3 separate regions of the Mus musculus genome follow, and all the other regions are linked to region 3. Evidence: chromatin loops called from intact Hi-C (ENCODE). Cell type or tissue: heart. All regions are shown on one strand. Links, peaks and the distances in the headings refer to the core of each region. The heading gives the core; the rest is flanking DNA. Region 1 holds the start of Snx25 (sorting nexin 25). Region 2 holds the start of Cfap97 (cilia and flagella associated protein 97). Region 3 holds the start of Ankrd37 (ankyrin repeat domain 37).

Region 1 (6,544 bases), core at 603-5,602, 150 kb after region 3:
TTTGTTTATCATATTAGCATAATAGCCCACAGTGTGTCCCCTATAAACATACACTATTATAAAATTTCCAACTTACAATAAGCCTTTTTTTTTAAGTAGCTAGTAAATTGTATCTACCAAAAAGAGAAAACTCCAGAGTGTGAGACAGAGAAGGTAGAAAGGAATTCAATGAGATCTATTTCCCAGAATGTCAGCTGTGCCCCTCTCTTCCACAAGAGGATACAGTCTCAACTGCCTGGAGCAATAAGCCTTTCGATATCAAATGACTCCATTCCCATTCTCATTTCTCCTGCCATTGCCTGCCTTGCGTCGAGTGCTAGGGTCCAGCGCCTGTACCTAGTGAATGCTCAAATCCAAACAGGCTAAGTGGTCTAGCAGAATTCCAAGCTACACTTTAGACTAGGAACATGACACTAGGACAGCCCTCTCAGCAAAGAACTGTGCTAAGAACTGTCCCTATAGGACCCAGACAGCTATTCTCCAGACACTGGGATCAACCTTGATCTGAAAGGCTTCTGTATGTCGTAAAAATACCACTGGACTGTTGAGATAGAATTTCTCTCTGGGATGAAAGCTACTTTTAATCAGTAGTTGTTCCTACTGATAAAAAAAAAAAATCCAAAATCTGAACATATCTAAGCTACCCACTAGGTATGAGATTAATTGTTAAGGAAAAGCACACACTTAAGTGACCATAAAGAAACCTAACTTTCCTAATTACCATCAGCAAACACTTGAGCAGCCTTCAACTCCTGTTAGGTACAGGGGATAATAACAAAACATGTCACTTATAGATCCTAACCACGTGGTGTTAACAACTGAGAACACAAGGACGCCTCCAGAAGCATGACAAGCCTCCTCAAGCCGGTGTCATAATCCACACCTCCAATCCCCGTCCGTCCTCAGAAGCTGCGGCAGGAAGAGGCCCAGGCTGTGCATGAGAACTCTGTACAAGCCTGAGGGCCTGAGTTTACATTCCCACCATCTTTGTTGGGTGCATACACTCTGTAAAAGACGGAGCTTTCAGAGGATAGAGACAGGCAGTTATCCCTAGATAACTCACTGGCCAGCCAGGTTAGCTCCAATGGGAAGCTGCAGCATCATTGAGACCCTGTCTCGATGATGATGATGATGATGATGATGATGATGATGATGACAACGACGACGACAAAGATGATGACAATAATAGTAATAGTAATGTGGAGAAAGAAAACGGCATCACTGTTGACCTCTGGCCTCAATGTGGGCCAGTGTACTCACACACATACATGCACACAAATATGCATGCATGTACCACATATACAAAATAAAAATTATATTTTTTATCGAAAATAGTTTTTATACAATATATTCTGACTACAGTTCCCTTCCCCCAGCTTCTCCCAGTTCTTCCCCACTTCCTGACCCACCCAAATCCACACCATCTCTTTCTTTCATTCTTTCTTCTCTTTAAAATATAAATGGGAATTTGAAATAATAATAAGATATGTTAAGATCAAATAAACCAGAATAACACAAAACAAACAGGAAAAAGAGCCAAAGAAAAAGCAAAATCCATTAAAAAAAATCAGAAACCATAACATATAAACAAAAGATCTGTACAGTTTTTTTTTAAATCTCCAGACAAAGCATTGTATGACAAAACAAAAACAAAAACAACAACAACCAACAAACAAAAAAACAACAAAAAAAGAAAATTCCAAAAATGCCATTGAGTTCATTTTGTATCATCTACGGTGGGTATGAGGCCTGCCCTTAAATGTGGTTTTACACACCCAGTGAGACTCTGTTGGAGAAAACTAATTTTCCTTTGTGAGTGGGAGCTCATATCCACTTCCCATCTTGGCACTGGGACCCCATCTGGCTTAGACCTGTGCAGGCCCTGTGTGTGCCTCCACAGTCTCTGTGAGTCCACAGGTATGTCAGTCCTCTTGTGTCCAGAAGGCCCTGTTCCTTTGGTGACCCCATCCCCTCTGGCTCTCACAGTCTTTCTGCCTCTTTAGTGGAGTAACATTTTCATGAACTTGAGCTACTGTCATTCTCCTGGCCCCAAAGGACTTGAGCAGTTTTCAGTTTTATGATAATATTAATCAACTTGATAGAGATGTCAACTGTTGACCTTTGGCCTGGACTTAGGCAAGTGTACCCACATACATGTATACACACATACATGCAGACACCACATATACATTTTTTTAAAAGTATTCTTTAAAAAGAGAGAGAGAGAGTTCAAGGCTAGTCTGGCCTATATAGCAAGCTTCTGCCTCCAAAAAAACAAAAACAAAAAACAAGTCTTTATCTACCGTTAGCAATGTGTGCAGGTTTGGTTTTTTTTTTTTTTCCTCCACCGAAGGAAACCAAAGAGGGAGAGAAGGTGGGAGAGAAGGGATAGAAAAGGATTTTTATCCAGCCCGTATGTAAAGCCTTGGAAGGGCACTAGAGAAGTACAGAGCATTTTTAAATTCTGAATCTGAATTTCTGTAGTATTCACTGCTCGGCTGTCTCCATTTGGCTGACTGCTAGCCAGCCTCCTGTTCCACATATGGTGGATGACCTGTGTGGTCCAGTTTCTAGTCTACTCCCACGGAACTCCCAGATATCTTACACTACACCACATGTCTCTGCCTCCCAGCCTTCCATTCATAAAGATAACACTCACTTAAAAACCTGAGTTAATGCAAATAACAGCAAACGGTGGGGCTGGAGTAAGCATCGCCTGTAAGAAAACCTGAATATTCTGCGACTAACATGTCCTTCAATTTTTTTTAAAAGATTTATCTATTTATTTTATGTATGTGAGCACACTGTAGCTGTACAGATGGTTGTGAGCCTTCATGTGGTTGTTGGGGGTTGCATTTAGGATTTCTGCTCCCTCCAGACAGCCCCGCTTGCTCAGTCCCTGCTCACTCTGGCCCAAAGATTTATTTATTTACTATTATATGTAAGTACACTGTCGCTATCTTCAGACGCACCAGAAGAGGGCGTCCGATCTCATTACGGGTGGTTGTGAGCCACCATGTGGTTGTGAGATTTGAACTCACGACCTTTGGAAGAGCAGTCAGTGCTCTTACCCGCTGAGCCATCTTGCCAGCCCGACCTTCAATTTTTGATCTGCAACTTAGAAAGTAGCTTCCTGATGATCTTAGGTAAAGCTGTCACCAGGATTTGAGTTGAAATGGGATAGCCAGTAATACCTTTCCCCAGGTTAAAATGTACCCCTTCTATAACCTGAAATCAGGTTTACACTTGCTGGACTTTTTTTCCCCTAAATCATTTGCAAAATCATTTTCCTGGATGACAATTTAAATTTCCCCTTACTCAGAAACAAACCAGGTGTGATGGTGTACGCCCTGAAGGAAACCAAGAGGCAATCCCTGCAGTGAGGTGGTTGGGGACCTGACAGGTAAATGATAATATCACAACTGTGAACCTGGCCCACCATTTGCACTCCTTTCCTTCACCTACATTCATGCACAACTACTCAGCTCTTAGTTTCATTTTTGTTTTATAAACTCCATCCAAAATTATCTTATTTCTTGTCTGGCTCCTCACAGGAATATAATCTGCATTGACTAGGACTTTTACGTGGCTTGCTAATTCAACCCAAACTTCAAAAACATGTAAGAGTTAGTTTATAAAAGATGCTCAATAAATTTATACTGAACTTAGTATATGTTTGTATGTATAATATTTAAACTGTGGTGTGCCTTATATAGGTCTAAAACCTAACTGGTAAACTTTTAGGACCCTTACTTATTAGAACTGAGAAAAGAATAGAAGGAAGAACACATCTACCCACCAACTCTAAAATGCAAACGATAGTCACAAATGTTTAGCCAAATCAAAGTTTCTAAGCGGAACAGGCATTGCTATTCTTTTGAGACTGCCGCTGTGTTTCCTGAGTCTAATGAGTGAGGATGCCATTCTGAAGTGACAGGCTCTGGAAAGTCATTTTGAAAAGTAGGAAGCTCTTCCAGAAAGTAATAAACGGTTCATGCCATAAGCAAATAGAAACTCTGGGGACAGCAGTCACTCTAACAAACGTTTTTATGAAGTTGAGCCACTGCCATTGCTCTGGCTCCCAAGATCTCGGGCAATTTTAGTTTTATGAAGATATCAATCAGCCAAGTCCGGTAAAATGAAGGTCCTTTTAAAGGGTTATTATAAACAGACTGGAGGTAAAGTTTGATTTAAGGCAAACAGGGTTGGTAGGAAGGAGGGCAAAGCACGTTGAAAATCCAGTTCTTTCCTACGTTCCGCAACATAACCACAACCCTGATGTCCTACACCTGCCTGAGGACAGCTTTTCCTCTTAACAAACGACAGTGGTTCCTGGTGAGCATGCCACCCCCTCAACCCCCTCAAATAGACATCCACCTGAGCTGCATGACAACTTAACCAACATGGTGGAAGACAGGACCTTACAGGTATGAAGTACACGGGGCCCATTGAGTGAGCTCCCTCGGACTGGGTGACCTAACCAAGTTTTCTCTTCTGTAAGCCGTCATAAAGTTATCTCCCAACCACTACAGATCGAAGAACCAAACAGGAGCATCAGTGATGAATGCGAAGCCTGCCTCCCGTGGGTGCTGTAAGCGGATTTTTCTCGGCACTCACCAACTGCACTTCAACATCGGAGACCCGCCTGGATGGATCTCTCTGTGCAGAGGATGGTGGATGAGTTAACTACAGCGCCTAAAACGGCGCGCGTGACCAAGCCCGCGCAGCCCAGTCTTCCGCGGGCTTCGGCTGCCGGAGGGCCACCCGGCCGGAGCCCCCCGGGGTCTGCGCGCGCACGAGGCCGCGGGCACGCGAGGCAGTCGAGACCGGTACTCACCCGCAGCGGACAGCGGACGGTCGCCGCCAGCCGGCTCCAGGAAGAGACGAAGTCCGGCGGCTGGGCGCGCGGGCTCCAGCAGACGAGCGAGACCAGTGTCCCCAGCAGCAAGGCGGCCGCGGCGCAGCTCAGGTACAGGCTGAGGCGCAGCAGCACGGCGCCCGGCCCCGTGCCCGCCGCCGGTCCCCAGCCTGGGACCAGGCAGCACAGCGCCAGCACTGCCAGGGCGGCCACGGCCGCGGGCCCCCGCCAGCCCCAGCCCGGGCCGTCCGCCGTCCGCGGCCGGTCCGCGGAGCCCCGGGCAGCGCGGCAGGCGTCTGCGGCGGACGTGGGGCCGCGGCGGGCGCCGCTGCTGTCGGTGGCATCGCGGTGCATGCTGCTTCCTGGGCCGCTGGCGACAGGCTCATCTCCCGGCCCGCAGCCCCCCGGCGCCGCCCCGGGCCGTGGCCTGTGCGCGGCGCCCCGCCGCCTCGCCGCTCCCGCCGCCGCTCGCGAGGCAAGGGCAGCCCGCGCTCATGCCCTCGCCGGCGGCCCTGAGCGGGAACCGCTCCAACAGACACCGCCGCGCCCCCCCTCCCGCCTCGGTGCCGCCGCCCCGCGCCGGGCCCGCAGCTGCCCGCCGACCGGGCGCGCCCAGGTAGCGGGACCGCGAGGGGGACTGAAACCCCAAGGGCTCGAGACGCGCGGGGGCGGGGGCGGGACCTGCGGCTGAGTGACAGTGGGGCGGGGTCGCCCCGCCCACCCGGGGCGGGGGCGGCCGGAAAGGGGCGCGACCAATCGCAGTGGACCCCGCTACTTCCCGAGCCCCGCCCCCGCCCCCCGGGGACCGCGTCTGTTCGTGGAAAATTTTGCTGCAGGTGTCAGAAGCCTGCGTTGAGCTCCGCTCAGGTACCCCCTTATTTTCGTCTCTCCGCTCCTCGCCTTGCCTACAGCCCCATACCAGACGCCAGCCTTGTTCTCTAGCTCTCTGATTAACCTCGTACTGTCCCTGATCCTCTCTTTTACTACTTTCTTCCAACGGACCCCACTCCACTGCCCAAGGGTAGGGGACTAAGACAAACCTGGAGGAGTCAAGCGAAGCCTGTGGTTCCCACTTACTTATGGAAAGACTCCCCAGTGCCAGAGAGTGTACATAGCTGCCACAATCGATTTGGCTCCGATTTTGTGTTTTTGTTGCCAACAACTACTCGGTACAAAAGCTGTTACCCACGCAAAAGAAACTGGTTCAAAGAATTTTGAGAGAACATATTTTCCTTTCCTCTCTTGACTGCAGCCGGTAGTCTACAGACGATGTTTGCTGAGATGAAAGATGTCCAAATGCTGCTCAATACTGTAACAGAGCTGCCAAAGCCCATAAAGGGTGTTGACTGTCTTAGAGGGATGATGGAAATGAAGGATTTCTGAAGACACTGGGAGAGGAGATAGAGTAGAGAAGACAAAAAAAAAAAAAAAAATGAAATAAGAAAATAAGAGAAGCTTGACAGATAAGGAGCTAGCACCCCCATGACACTGAGATGAAGAAGTCCAGGTTCTTTAACTTGTACTATTTTGTTTTGTGACAGGGTCTCTCTGTGTAAACCTGGCTATCCTGAAACTCACTATGTGGACCAGGCTAGTCTGGACCCCCCCAGAGATCTACTTGCCTCTGCTTTCAGAGTGCTGGAATCAAAGGTGTGCAGCCTAGGTTTGCAGTGTTCGCTAATATGG
Region 2 (6,544 bases), core at 1,031-6,030, 170 kb after region 3:
ACTTGCCATTCTCCTCCCCAGAACCGCTTCGCATGAATTACATTATTCTAAGCCTCTTAGACATGGAATCATGTATTTGTCTTTTCTGACTAGCTTTCTTCATTTAGCATCATTTCTTAAACTTTCATGTATTAGGATTTCGTTCCTTTTCGTGATTGGGTAAAATTTCACTGTGTATGCAAGTGCCTGTATCAACATTTTATGTTCATAGACTCAGGTTGTTTTTATATTTTGAGTATTATAAATAACAATGCTATGAATCTAGATGTACAAATATCCAAGATGCTGCTTTGAATTCTTTTGAGCATATATCCTGAAATGTAATTGCTAGTTCATATAATTCTATTTACTATTTTCAAGAAAATACCATAATTTCCTATCCTGCTGTCTTATGTATCAACTGTGCAAAAGGCTTCCAATTTCTTTGAGTCTTATCCATCTTGTTGTCTATTTCTAGTTTTTGCAACAGCTACTTCTAAAATGGTAACTCTCCAAGTGGGGCTAAAATGAACCTCATTGTCTGACTTTGTATGCTTGGTGTGCAGGTACAGAGCAAAGTACCACAGTGAAGCTGTGGTTCTAGGGTAACTTTGTGAGCACAGGTGTGTCATAGAAAAGTTGTGAGGTTGTAGCCAGTTTTTTACTTCCACTGTGGAATCTAGAAGTTCTATTCAGGTTGTCAGGTTGCCTTTGGAATTACTTTGTACCAGTTGTGCTGTCTCCGTGGCCTTGAATGTTTTCTTGTGTTCTGGGATCTAATTCTAGTCATCTGGCAAGCACATTTACCTACCAGACACGATCATCTCAAAGGCCTTCACAGATTTTGATATGCAGTTCCTTAATGGGTAGTGTCTTAAGCGACTTTTTTATTGCTGTGTCAAAGCAACGTGACCAAGGCAACTTATAAAATAGAGCAATTAGTTGGGTTCCCAGTTTCAGAGGGTCAGAGTCCATGATAGCAGTGCAAAGGCATGGCATGGCAGCAGGGACAGATGACAACTCCCTTCTTAATCCAAAAGCAGGAGGCAGAGCAGTAGAAGGCTTTTGAGATCTTTGCCAAAGCTCACCCCTAGTGCCACACTTCCAACAAGGCACACCTTACTCCTTCCCAAACAGTTCCACCAACTGAGGACCAAGTATTCAAATACATGCATATAGAGGTTATTTTCGTTCAAATCATTTTTAGTGAAGTCCCTGTGTTTTCTTGTGTTGTTGGCTATTTGTATCTTCTTTGGAGAAATGTCTACTCAAACACTTTATATCTACCCTGACAGAATATTTTTTCATTAGTTAAAAATTAAGTGAAATACTGTCTTTGAGCCAACAAAATGAAGAAAAAAAGTTTCTCTTTGTTAATAATCAGGACCCCAAAAATATAAAATATATTGTTCAAAATAAGAGTCCTTTCTTGAGTCTGATGGCTGTGGTTGTGATCACACACACACACACACACACACACACACGATTAGACACCTAGACACTTAGTGAAGCTCACCTCTGGGTGTGTCTGGAGGGCATTTCCAGAGACATCATGTGGGCTCTGATCTCATCAATGAAGTGACCCTTGATGGATTCATAATATGCTGGCATTATTAGCAGGTGGTGATAGGGAGGAGGTGGCGCCTAGGTGGAAGAAGGTCACTAGAGGTATCTCTAGCATTATACCTTGCCCTGGCCTCTTCCTGTAGGCCAGATTCTCCAGTCTTATAATTCCACAAACTGCTGCTCTGTAGTGCCATGAAGGACTGAACCCTCTCAAAATGTGAGTCAACACATCTTTCCTCACTGTGTTAGCTATTCTGTCATGGCTCTGACAAACAATACACTCGTAGTCCCTAGGATATAATGTTAAGTTTGTGCTTGCTTCCTTAGTACCTTTATTTAAGTGCTGAGAACTTATTATGGCTGTAACAAATTACTACAAAGTTAGATGTATAAAACAACTCATTGATTTGGATTAGGGAGCTGTGGAGGTCAGAAATCTAAAATCCAGGCATATTTGAGTTCTTTCGGGGTAGAAGCCACTTCTCCCCTCTTTTCAGTCTTCCAGAGATGCATGCATTCTTTGGCTCATTGACTCTTCCACACATCACTCAACTATTTTGTGTCCCAGCTCCTACAACTAACTGGCTTGGAAGCTTTTGCCTCTCCCTTTTATAGGGATTTATAGTGGCTGATTACACAATGAGCTCCTGGATAATGTAAATTTAATTGCATCAGCTAAATTCTTGTGCCAGATAAAGTAACATATTCGTGTACTCTGGTGATTAGAGGATAGAGATCAGGAGTGTACTGCCATTCCTGACCCTTAGATGTGTCAACAAGAAATTAAGGCACTCAACCGTCTATAGAGATCATTTTTTATATTGCTTAAAGTGGACCTTCACCATCAGAAGGGCCATCCTTTATGGGTTACCTGCCCCGGTGCATATTAACTATGCTTGAATTTGAAATTTTTTCCTCCTTTGACACGGGCCTCACGATATAGCCCTGGCTGGCCTGGAAGTCACTATGTAGAACACAGGGATTCCTCTCCCTCTACTCCCAAGTGCTGAGACCAATGGCATCCGCCACCAGGACTGGTTCGTGTAAACAGCGTTTTGCTGAAATAAAATCGAACAAAACACACAGTCGTCCTCCATTTTTATTATTGTCATCTTGTTACAGAATTACAAGATTACAGCGTCTTTTTAGGAAACCATCCCGGACGTCTAGACCTACCGCAGCGTCGTGGGTAGGCGAGCAGGTGATGCCCTGGACAACAGGGAGGCCTTGGTGGCCTCCTTTCCATGAGCCTCCGAGACCTCGCGAGGTCCTGCCGAGAAGCTGTCGCCCCTGCAGCGCCGGCCTGATCACTTTGACCGGGTCTCCCGGAACTACGGACGACAGGAGCGCAGCCCTCACCCTCGCCGGCAGAGACTCGGCTCCGCGCTCGCCCCGCCTTTCCCCTTCCGCTGAGTCCAACCCCCGGAGCTTCCGCCCGCGCTCAGGCGTGCGCCGGTCTCCGTTAGCTTCTACCGCGGGGGAGGGAGAACGGTGGAGGTGTGGCTGCGCGTGCGCAGAGCGAGCGAGAACCCGAACGCTCCGCGGGGCGCAAGAGTCCGTGGCGGCCACAGTTCGCAGGTGAGCGGCGCTCGGGCTTCCGCATCCGGTCGGTCTCCAGCGGGCGAGACGGCCCTCCCCTGCGTTCGGGGTCCGTTTCCCCGGTTCAGTGCCCGACGGAGGCGAGCACCCGGGGTGGGTACCGCCGAGCCTCCACGGTGGGGGGGACACAGGCTGTCCTCAGCCCTAGGCGCCGCCACCTCGGCCTCGCTAGCCCGCAGGGCGAGCGACGTGGTAACCGCTATTAAAAAAAAAAAAAAAAAAAAAAAAACGATAGCCCGGCCCGCAGGACGCGAGAGGAGGCGTGGAGTCGGGGTCCGAGCCCACGGCTGCCCCTCTCCGGGCGCTTGAACCCGAACCCACAGCTCTGAGGCACTGAGTGTGAAGAGGCAACCGACTGGGGTCCTGGAAGAAGCCCCAGACTCCTGAAAACCAGGTGTTCAGTTTGAGCCAAGATTTTTGTATGCTTAATTTGGTGCCCTATTGTGTCCATATCGACAGATAAGGACTTATCTCAAATGTACAAAATGCCGTTTTTAATGACAGGTTATTCGAGTATTCTTTCTGGTGTATTGGGAAAGCGCTGTTATTTCTACTGCTAGTTCTGCATAAGCTAAAACATCACTCTCCAAGTAACTTCCAGGTAGCTTTGACAGCAACCTGGCTCGATCCACCAGAGGGTTGTTAGAGTCTCATGAACCATCCTTTGATTTTTATCCTTCTCCCGTGTGTTGTAAGATAATCTTAACGATCCTATAAAGCTACAATTTTTCTTGCCTATTCCCGAATGTAAGTTGAATTAGAAGCAACCTTGATGTAAATTTTGGCAAAAGAATCGTTAATGAGGGAGATCGTCCGCTAAGTTTTCCTGGAACTTAAGTTTGTGTGTGTACAGCCACTCTTGCCCAATAGAAATTCTGACTATAAACACCAGAAATTTGACATACACTAGGCAGTGGGCCACCTCTCCAGCGGAGAGAGGGACATTATCAAAATACGCTGGAAACATGATGGTTTTATTCTGTTTACATAGGAGGCAGAGTAAGAACCTGGGCTGAGCCTTAAATCTCCAGACCTCTTTGTGGGATAAACCCAACTGTTGTAGGTCTTTTTCTAGACACTGGATGTATAAAGGTGAACAAGAAAGACCTCTGGAGCGCCCAGTCTGGTAAGAGTGGCTATACCTCCACCTCCTCCTCGCCCCATCCTCTCCTCTCTCCATCTTTCTCCAGAGCTCAGGTGATCCTCTTAATTTGGCTTCACTAGTAGTTGATTTATAAGCACACGCTATAAGGGGTCCAACGCTAGCCAGTCTCGTGAGGAGACTCCCGTAGGCAAAGTTTTAGACAAATCTCTTCCCGTTCTGCTCTTGGACCCCTAGAAACTAATTAGACGAGACAGCATCAGTGTGGAAGACCACAGTACAATTTCCTGTGTCCTTCATCCGGTGCCATTCACCGTCTCTTTTGAGAAATGGCCTTGTTTGGCCTAGAACTCACCAAGTAGAAGACTGGCTGGCCAGCAAGTCCTTAAGGATCCACCACCTCAGCACCATGTTTACAAACACACGCCAGCGCCCTCTCCTCCCCCCAACTGGAGCACTGGAACTATTTAAGCTTTTCTATCTCACCCAACCTACTTCTGAATAAACCTAAGCATACACTTCAGTAAGATGTCACATGTCTGTTAGTCAAGATGTACTACTGTTTCTGAGCAAACCATTAATAACTTCTGTTACGATGATGACTGCTTTTTTCTTTAATAAACTTATTGGGGGACACACTCATTAGTACTTGTGGAGGTTGGGAGGACCAGGGCTTAGTTCTCCTGTTCCATCCTGTAAGTCCCAGGAACCAAACTCAGGCTGGCAGGCTTGGTAGCAAGCACCATTACTGACCCAGTGATCTCAGTGGTCCTAAACTGACTTTTCGGTTATGGCTACGATTCTGCAAACTATCTCATCATTTAGTGATTTTTTTTTTTGTCTAGTATGAAATTCTTCAATTTCAAGAGATTTACGTTAGAGCTCGTACAATGTATTTTTAGGTTGATTTAGTGCTGGGTCTATCCATTTGGGAAGTACTTATCCTAGATGAGATAATATTGCCCTTAACACTTGAAACTCCAGGACTACTCAATTTAAATTTCCATCCATTTCTCTTATATTACCATTTAGTAACAATTTGGAATTTCCATAGATCAGTGACATTTCAAACTCATTGATGAGACCCCCCCCAGTAAGAAACAAGTTTTATATCAAGTACTACTATATGGAATATATATAAAGATAGAAATAAATTTCATGAAACATTACTTCAAATGTGGCATGCACTTTTCAATTTTTATACTGCTGTGCTTTAAAGATTAGCATGGCCTACTGAATTTATCTTACATTGAGCTATGACATGTGGTTTATTATAATACTTGAGGTTGTGCTTTCAAACTGTTCTTTTGAAATTTAAGGAAACATAAAAACCATTATAATTGCAAAGTTATTAGCCAGAAATGATAGAGGAGGGAAACAGCCAACTGTAATTTCAGGCCTTTATTGTTTTCAATAAGCAATAAGTTATCTTACAAAAACAAAACAAAACAAAACAAAAACCATTTAAGGAGGGGGAGCTAATTGGGTTATAAAGGTCCCTGCCATTTGTTCAGTGAGTATTTTGACTTTTTTTTTAACGTGAGTGGCTAGAATGCTATCTAATATTCTGGGGATCCTGCCCTAACTGGCCTTTCCTCAGTTTTGTCCCCTCCTTTTCTTCCTGCATTTAGACTCATAGATGTTTAATGTATGCTCTTCCTACCTATCGTCTATGGCTTTGTCTTTATGTGTGTGCCTACTGAAGACTACCACATAGTTTCCTGTTATTTATTGTTGCTCATTTAGTCCTGATTTTTAATTCAACACTATTTCTTTATAGATCTCAATGTATCCTTTTTATCAGATCTTGATACTATTTTACTTATCCATTTCTTCTTAGACATTAGGAGAGGATGTTTGTAACTCGTTGCTGTTACAGAGCTTAATATACGCATTCTTGTACATGTCCCTGGATCACAGACCAGAATGTGTGAAGCCAAGCTTTATGCCTGGGTACGCCTGGTTCAGTTCATCCTTCTTCATACATGAAGCATATTTTCACTTATATTGTACATTGTAGTTGTCATAGCAATGGGAAATGTTAAAATGCAGTGGCATCTCTTCTAGCAAGTCAACTTTTGTCTCCCCTCAACTTATTTAAATCTGTATGTTATTCTTAATCCAATACAGATAACTATATATGTATCTTTTTCATCCATATATATTAACTATAGCAGATCTACAAACTTCAAGTAAATTACATAATAAAGATTTTGGTCTTTGGTTAAGTCTGTTTTACCCTCTTTCTGGAGAAGGACAGTAGGAGTGCTTCAGAGTCCCAATGAAAGATATATTCAA
Region 3 (6,544 bases), core at 792-5,791:
GGAGGGGTATTGGCTCACACAATACTAGGAGTCGCATGGAATGAAACCACGGGGCAGATAAAATTCCTGATTCTAGACCCACACTATACAGGTGCTGAAGACCTGCAGGTTATGTTGGAAAAGGTAACTCACTCTCCCTGTCACCTAAACTCAAGGCACAAGGCAGAGCAGAGCCAGAGACAGCTGTTAGCAAAGAAGCCAGGCCAGGGCAGTGACCTGACAGCAGTTGTTCTAAGTCTGTTGAGTAATCCTGGCCCTATGGAGGAAAGCTAGGAAATACAGCAGAAACCACGGGACTAAATGTTTATAAAAGCTTTGCAATTGACTAAGCTTCATAATAGAACATGACACATTTCCTTTACAGAATTTATAGCACATGCAGTTGTGTTGTCTCATCGATGTCTTAAAAACAAGAGAGCAGAATATACTTTCTTCCTTTTAAGATCAGACTTGGGGAGATGAGTGGGCAGCCAGCAGCTCTTGCCCTTCCTGCAGAGGAACAGAGTTCAGTTTCCAGCTCAGTTCTCAGTGTACACGTCATGGGGCTCACGGCCACCTGTAAATCCAGTTCCAGGATCTGCATCTCATGTACAAATGCACATATGCCCTTAATAATTCTAGGATCGGTTAATCAATAATCAAAACACCAGTCATTATGAAGATGTGGCTGCTTCTCACTTACATACATGTAACATAATTCTAAAGGTTGGAAGTTGAGGCAAATTTGGAAGTATTTGTTAACATTGTATCAACTACATGAGGTACAAATATAAATTGATTTATAGCCAGCTAATTCTCATATGACAGGCTGGTGAGATGGCTCAGCAGATAAAAACACTTTCTGCCAAACCTGATGACCTGACTTTGACCCCTAGAGCCTACATGGTAGACAAGAACCAACTCTTGCAAGTGGTCCTCAGGCCTTCACAATCACAAAATAAATGTAATTTCTTTAGATAATAGCAACATTTTCCCATTCCGGAGCAATTTACTGATTGTCTAGCACAGGATACAAGTGATTTTTCTTCACTTAGAAAATCCTTTAATTACATCAGTATCTGAGTCTTATGCCAAAGTCCTGCTGACAGAGCTTGATATTATACAGTTTCTATTGTGGAGTCTTGTGTTGTAAAGGATTTGTTCTCCTTTCTCCCAAATCTAGGGCTGGTGTGGATGGAAGAGTCCAGACTTTTGGAACAAGGATGCATACTATAACTTATGCCTTCCTCAACGACCTAATGCTCTTTAAATTATCTTGGAGGCAAGACTATGAATATAAAAGAGCTGTTCTAATGTTAATAAAAGCATACATAATTTTAAATCTTAGCTGTGATTTAAAAAGTAGTAAAGAATGCACAGAAATTTTAATTCCTTGAATATTCTTTTAATAAGTTAAGTAAAAAACATGCACATCCAAAATATTGTAGTCATGTAAATACATGTATTCATGAATGTTCTCTTCACTTAGAAGAAAGTTTTCCTCCTCAGGAGTTTCATCATGTGATGAGCCAAAGCAATGGCTTGTAGATCTGTCTGAAGTGAAGCTCTTCTTCAAGCCTCTTCTTTCCTCTTGCCCAACAAGACATCTGTTTTGGAGAGAAAAAAAAAACAAACAAACAAACATGTTGAGACTAAAAATATTTCTAAGGGGACCTGAGAAATGGCCCAGTGGTAGGAGCGCTTGCTCCATAATCATGAGGACCGGAGCTTGTATCCCAGCTCCCAAGCAACAAGACAGACAGACAGACTACAAATGCCTGGCCTGGCCTCCCAGCTCCAAGGGGTCCCAGGTCCTCTCCTGGCCTCCACACACACAGGCACATGAATGTGTGTACACACAAACACACAACCTTAAAAAACTTTTAAAAGAAGGTCTCGTCCCCAAATTCCCACCATACAGGACAAACTTTTGGTCTCTAGAAGCTGGTCAGCAGTAACTATAACCAATGATAAAATTTTAAAAAACAAAAATATACTGGACCTTAGATCAGAGTGCCAACATTAAGTGCAACAATCAAGTCTGCCAGGAGAGCCAATCCTAAGGAGAAAGCAGGCCACACCATGAGGCACTCACCAACACTTTCTCTTCATCACTCCACTCTCCACAGTCCTGAAACTCCGCTTCTGTCTCAGCACAGGAGCACGGGGGTCACGCTCCTGTTGCTCACCTGATGATCTTGCCGTCTGCATACATTTAATCATTGTTAGAAACCTGGCACATTCTGGAAAGCCATATGACCAAGCAAGATCTTCAGCTGTCTGCCCATTCTTATTGCATACGCTGAAATTAGACAAAAATTGAGTTAAGTGAAAATTATTGTTTATTATTTTTCTAGTAGAGGAAATTGGAATACATATCAACACAGGGAACAGGATAAAAGAGGTCTCACACTCTCGAGAACATACATACACATCACACCGGAATTGGGCCAAAGAAAGATCAAGGAAATTAAATTCTGTTCACTGTATGCTCAGTGACTAGCACACCGCATATCATGGACAGTCTATCGTATTTTTATTCCATTATCATATTTCACTATTGAAAGAATCTAACTACAAGAATATTTGGTGTTCAAATTCACTGTATTTAACTATATGGTTCAGTAGATAGCCAGTGAGAACTTCTATAGGAAAAGTCTTCCTGAGCCAAAACTGTAGTAGAATGCCATGAAGACTTGCACCTCTGGATGCCGAACATCTGTTTCCACTTACTCTATTTGATAATATTCAATTCCTGGAAGGATAACATTATATTACCAGTTAGGCGAGTATTATTTTTAAGATCATATATAATTAGGAGTATGGTTAATTTAATCCAAGAAACCACAAAGCCTCAGACCACTGATTTCAGACTCACCCAATCTGGACATCACTGGCCACAAGGAGGCTCAGGCAGTCCAGGCTTCCAACCTTTGCTGCCTTGTGGAGTGGAGTTTCTCCCAAGACATCCTGTAAGACAAGACTGCACATTAGGGTCTCCCTAACATTCTGTAGAAGCCAGTGGGCAAAGTAATACCAGCTATTTGAGGGAGCCAGTGAAAACTACCTTGTAACAACTGGATTATTCCACTAATTGTATTTTTCATGAAGTTCTCTTGCTGTGCTAATACAAAGTTTCCATTAATAAAAACATGCCATCATATTTGCACACATTAAAAAATTAAGGGAATGCCAGCACACTATAGAGTTCTATAGAAGCCAAAGGTTTACAATTAAAAACTTCGTCACACTCTAATGAAGATGAAGACTACTGGAAGAATTGATGGTGGGCATGTTTCCCACATACTATTTCCTGGTTGACTGGAACTTGGACAATAGCAAGTACTTTTAAAAGTACAGTAAATACATGCTATATATATATATTTGAAATGTGGTTCGACTTCACTGAGCTATGCCATAAAAGTAAAATACACACTGAATTGGGAACCGTGGTACAAGAGCAAAATAAAATACACATAAATCATTGCTGATATAATTACATACTGAAAGAGTATTTGGGATTAGATTATTAAAAGAAATCCCATGGCTTGTTTTTGTTTTATTAATGTGGATACTAAAAAGTTCCAAGTTACCATCTTGCAGTATGTATTTTTCTCCTGGAAATTCCTATATGCCTGTTTATACCAACTGAAACGGACATCTAGGAAATGTCCGTGCAGACACTGGGTGGAGGAGAGGGTTGTACATAGCAACAATCGGTTACCTAGTTACCTGTTGGTTGAGGTCAGCACCTGTTTGCAGCTGCCAGAGAAGAAAGCACGCAAGGCCGCCACCTGCAGCTAGGTGAGCAGGCGACTGCTCCTGGGGATCCGGAGGTGCGTTCACTGATGCTCCTGTCTCCAGCAAACTCTTAAGGTCATCCTCCTGCAGGAAAAGAACAGCTTGTCACTGTCCTGTCCCGCTCGAGCCCTCTGAGCTGAAAATCCACCCCTCCACGGAAAAAAAAAGAAAACAAGATCTGACAAGGTTTGACTTGGTAACCCAGCAGTTTGTCACTGTCACGTTTGTTAGAGCTCCTAAGACACACAGACCTCTGGGAGATCTAGCCTGCAGGACTTAAAGGGGCGAGAGTCTCACCTCCAAGTTGCAACTAAGCAACAGCATCGCCCACCTAAAGCAGATGACAAGTGTCCCCGGGAGTTCAGAGAGGCAACACTGGCCGGTAAGAATGCAAGGGACTGCCCCAGTTCGGGAGAATTTAAAGCTCTCGGGAACCTGCAGGGCCGCGGCTCCTCCCCGCCGCTCCCCAGCCTGGGAGCGTTCCCACGGCCTGGTTCTGCCCAGCGCGATGTCCCCAGCCCCGCTGCGGCCTCACGTACCCAAACACTGACATGTGCAGCCTGGAACCCCAAGCAAAAGAGGAGGGGGCGGAGCCTGCTGCGCGGCCTGCCAGCTGATTGGCCAGGCCGACCTCCCCCTGGGTCCGCCCTGTTGGGAGCGAAGCCCAGGCGGCCGCAGCACGCGTGCGCAGTGAAGGTGGTGGGCGAAGAGGGTGGAAGGCCTGGCCTTTGCGCTTTGGCGGCGGCCATGATGCGAGCCGAGCTAGGCACGTACTGCTGGGTGGAGTCAAGCCCTTTTAGCCCTCTGGAGAAGCCGCAATCGCCGGTGCATGGCTTTGTGACTGAGAGCACGCACGTAGCCCGGAAAAGAGGGAAGCAGAAGTAGCCCACACCCATCCACCCCCGCAGGCCCCGCGTCCTCCACCTCCAGCTTGGTCCGAAGGTGCTTCCTCCTGCCCCACGTCCTCCGCCGCCGCGCGCGCCGCAGGATGCTTTGGAAGGGGATGCAGCGGTGGGGCGTTAGAGGGCATGTCGATGAGACTGTGACGGAGGGTTTACCATAGGAGATGCTCTCCCAAACCCAGTGAATTACCTATCAGTCAGTGTTGCCTTTGTGAGCAAGGTGGCAATTCCTGTGAAATAAGCCACCCATTGTCACACGTCCCCTGAGGGTCCGAAACCCGTCCTGGTTCCGGCAATAGCTAGTAAATACAAGGAGTTTGCCAAGGGGATGGCCCTCACTCCGGTTATTAGGAATAATAAGAATACGGAAAGGAAAGAACAAAAGATTACCGTGAAGAAAGCAGCCAAGTGATTTAATGTTAGTGATGTGATCTGCTGACAGCATGAACCCCTGCGCTAGGACATGAGAAGGGCTTCATCAAAACCCAGAACCCAAATTAGAGCATCAGATAAGCCTGAGGAACAAAAGGACTCTTCCCAGGATACTACTACTCAAAGCCTTGAAGTCAGTAAAGTCTGAGAAGCAGACCAAAAGAAACAATAATTTAGGGTGAGATTTTAAAACAAACATGGCATTACTGGTAAAATTCATGACAATGTAATAACTGCAAAGTTTGAATTCCTTTTCATGAACCCTGTTGACTTCTGACTGTAGTTAAAGTTAATGGTAGCAGGTGAAACATAGAGGTAAGAAACTATTAACAGCTGGTTAGACATCAAATAACATGTAGAGTTTACTTGACACAGAAGACCGTGTCGCTTAAAATAGTCTATGTTGTGCTTCTTCCTGTAAATCTTAGCTCCTAAGGAAGTTTTATTTAAATATTTGGCTTCCCGTTTTAATGAGGATTCTTTTTCAATAGTTGTAACAGAAGATATCTGAACCAGTATGGTTTTAAAGAACAGCAAGTTTATCATAGTCACAGTTTTCCCAACAAGTCACAAAATTCTCACCCATTAATTTTCACTAACCAATATAATTCTTTAATAAGGCACACTGCTCATTGTGGTGGTCCACAATCTTAGGCTGTTCCCTAGAACAGGGCTTCTTAAAACTTTTTTCACTCATGGCTCCTCAGTGCCTGAAAAAAAAAAAATTGTATTTAACTCTAGTTATATAGGTGTGTACAACAGGTGCAAATCAAACCTGATAATCTGATTTTAATACAGTTCTCTCAGATGTGTATAATTTGACCATTTCTAAGATTGTAATGTAATTTGCATACTAACCTGAGTTCAGTCTTCAGCTCCCACATGAATAACAAAACAAGGACAGCTACCTGCACCTGTCATTCCAAAGCTGGAGGGGGTGAACATAGGAGAATCCCCGAGACTTGCAGTCTGATCCTGACACACACACACACACACACACACACACACACACACACACACACAGCTATTTGAAAACCTAGCCATCTAGAAAAATAACAATGGTGACTTCTACCTTAAGACCTATCTATGACTTCCCCATCCATGGGCTCTCGACCAGGATTACAGTACCAAATATGATATTCTCTCCTGAGGAGCCAGCTTAAAGTCCAATCAGAAAGCAGTTACCCCATGACAGTTGTGCCCCTGTTGCAGTAGTGGGCACTTGTTGCTTGGCCAGGTTTGTATTGTCATATGTGGAGTCCAGCACTAGGTAAAAGCTCTCATGTCTTTCCCCACTCAACAGACTGCACTGCACCTTCTGGCTCTGTGAAAACTAGATAGCAGGAGGCAATTTCCCAGTCGCTTTGAGATTGGTGTCTCTCTGCCCTAAAGCCATGGGGTATGGTGTCTTCAGCAAGAGGGTTTTACCA

What was found. A loop is a pair of places that touch in the nucleus more often than their neighbours do. Peaks named below come from ENCODE experiments on the same cell type or tissue, not always from the same donor. Only the 100,000 strongest peaks of a DNase experiment are listed, where the experiment ranks them.
Region 1: it touches region 3 in a loop (8-fold over the local background); 16 of 42 quality-filtered maps call a loop at or near these places.
Region 2: a loop joins it to region 3, with 3.0 times the contacts of the local background. A loop is called at or near these places in 18 of 42 quality-filtered maps.

What each region holds. Positions count from the first base shown.
Region 1 is chr8:46,146,945-46,153,488 of GRCm38, forward strand. It overlaps Snx25 (sorting nexin 25), which reads right to left and starts at 5,497. Exons shown (of 19, transcript NM_001372342.1): 1 at 4,838-5,497. The coding sequence starts at 5,212. In heart, for the core only: a CTCF peak has its summit at 2,972 (motif pointing right); DNase peaks (open chromatin) are centred at 4,867 and 4,897; H3K4me3 peaks cover 1,839 bases; H3K27ac peaks cover 1,317 bases.
Region 2 is chr8:46,160,627-46,167,170 of GRCm38, forward strand. Cfap97 (cilia and flagella associated protein 97) reads left to right here and starts at 3,025. Exons shown (of 5, transcript NM_025747.4): 1 at 3,025-3,123. In heart, for the core only: no CTCF peak of the experiment used is centred there; a DNase peak (open chromatin) is centred at 3,005; H3K4me3 peaks cover 2,412 bases; H3K27ac peaks cover 1,720 bases.
Region 3 is chr8:45,995,540-46,002,083 of GRCm38, forward strand. Ufsp2 (UFM1-specific peptidase 2) reads left to right here. Exons shown (of 12, transcript NM_138668.2): 11 at 1-123; 12 at 1,163-1,419. The coding sequence ends at 1,249. It overlaps Ankrd37 (ankyrin repeat domain 37), which reads right to left and starts at 4,311. Exons shown (of 5, transcript NM_001039562.1): 1 at 4,078-4,311; 2 at 3,712-3,864; 3 at 2,858-2,949; 4 at 2,075-2,281; 5 at 1,369-1,586. The coding sequence starts at 4,104. The coding sequence ends at 1,586. In heart, for the core only: CTCF peaks have their summits at 2,875 (motif pointing right) and 4,546; DNase peaks (open chromatin) are centred at 3,822 and 4,462; H3K4me3 peaks cover 2,025 bases; H3K27ac peaks cover 2,096 bases.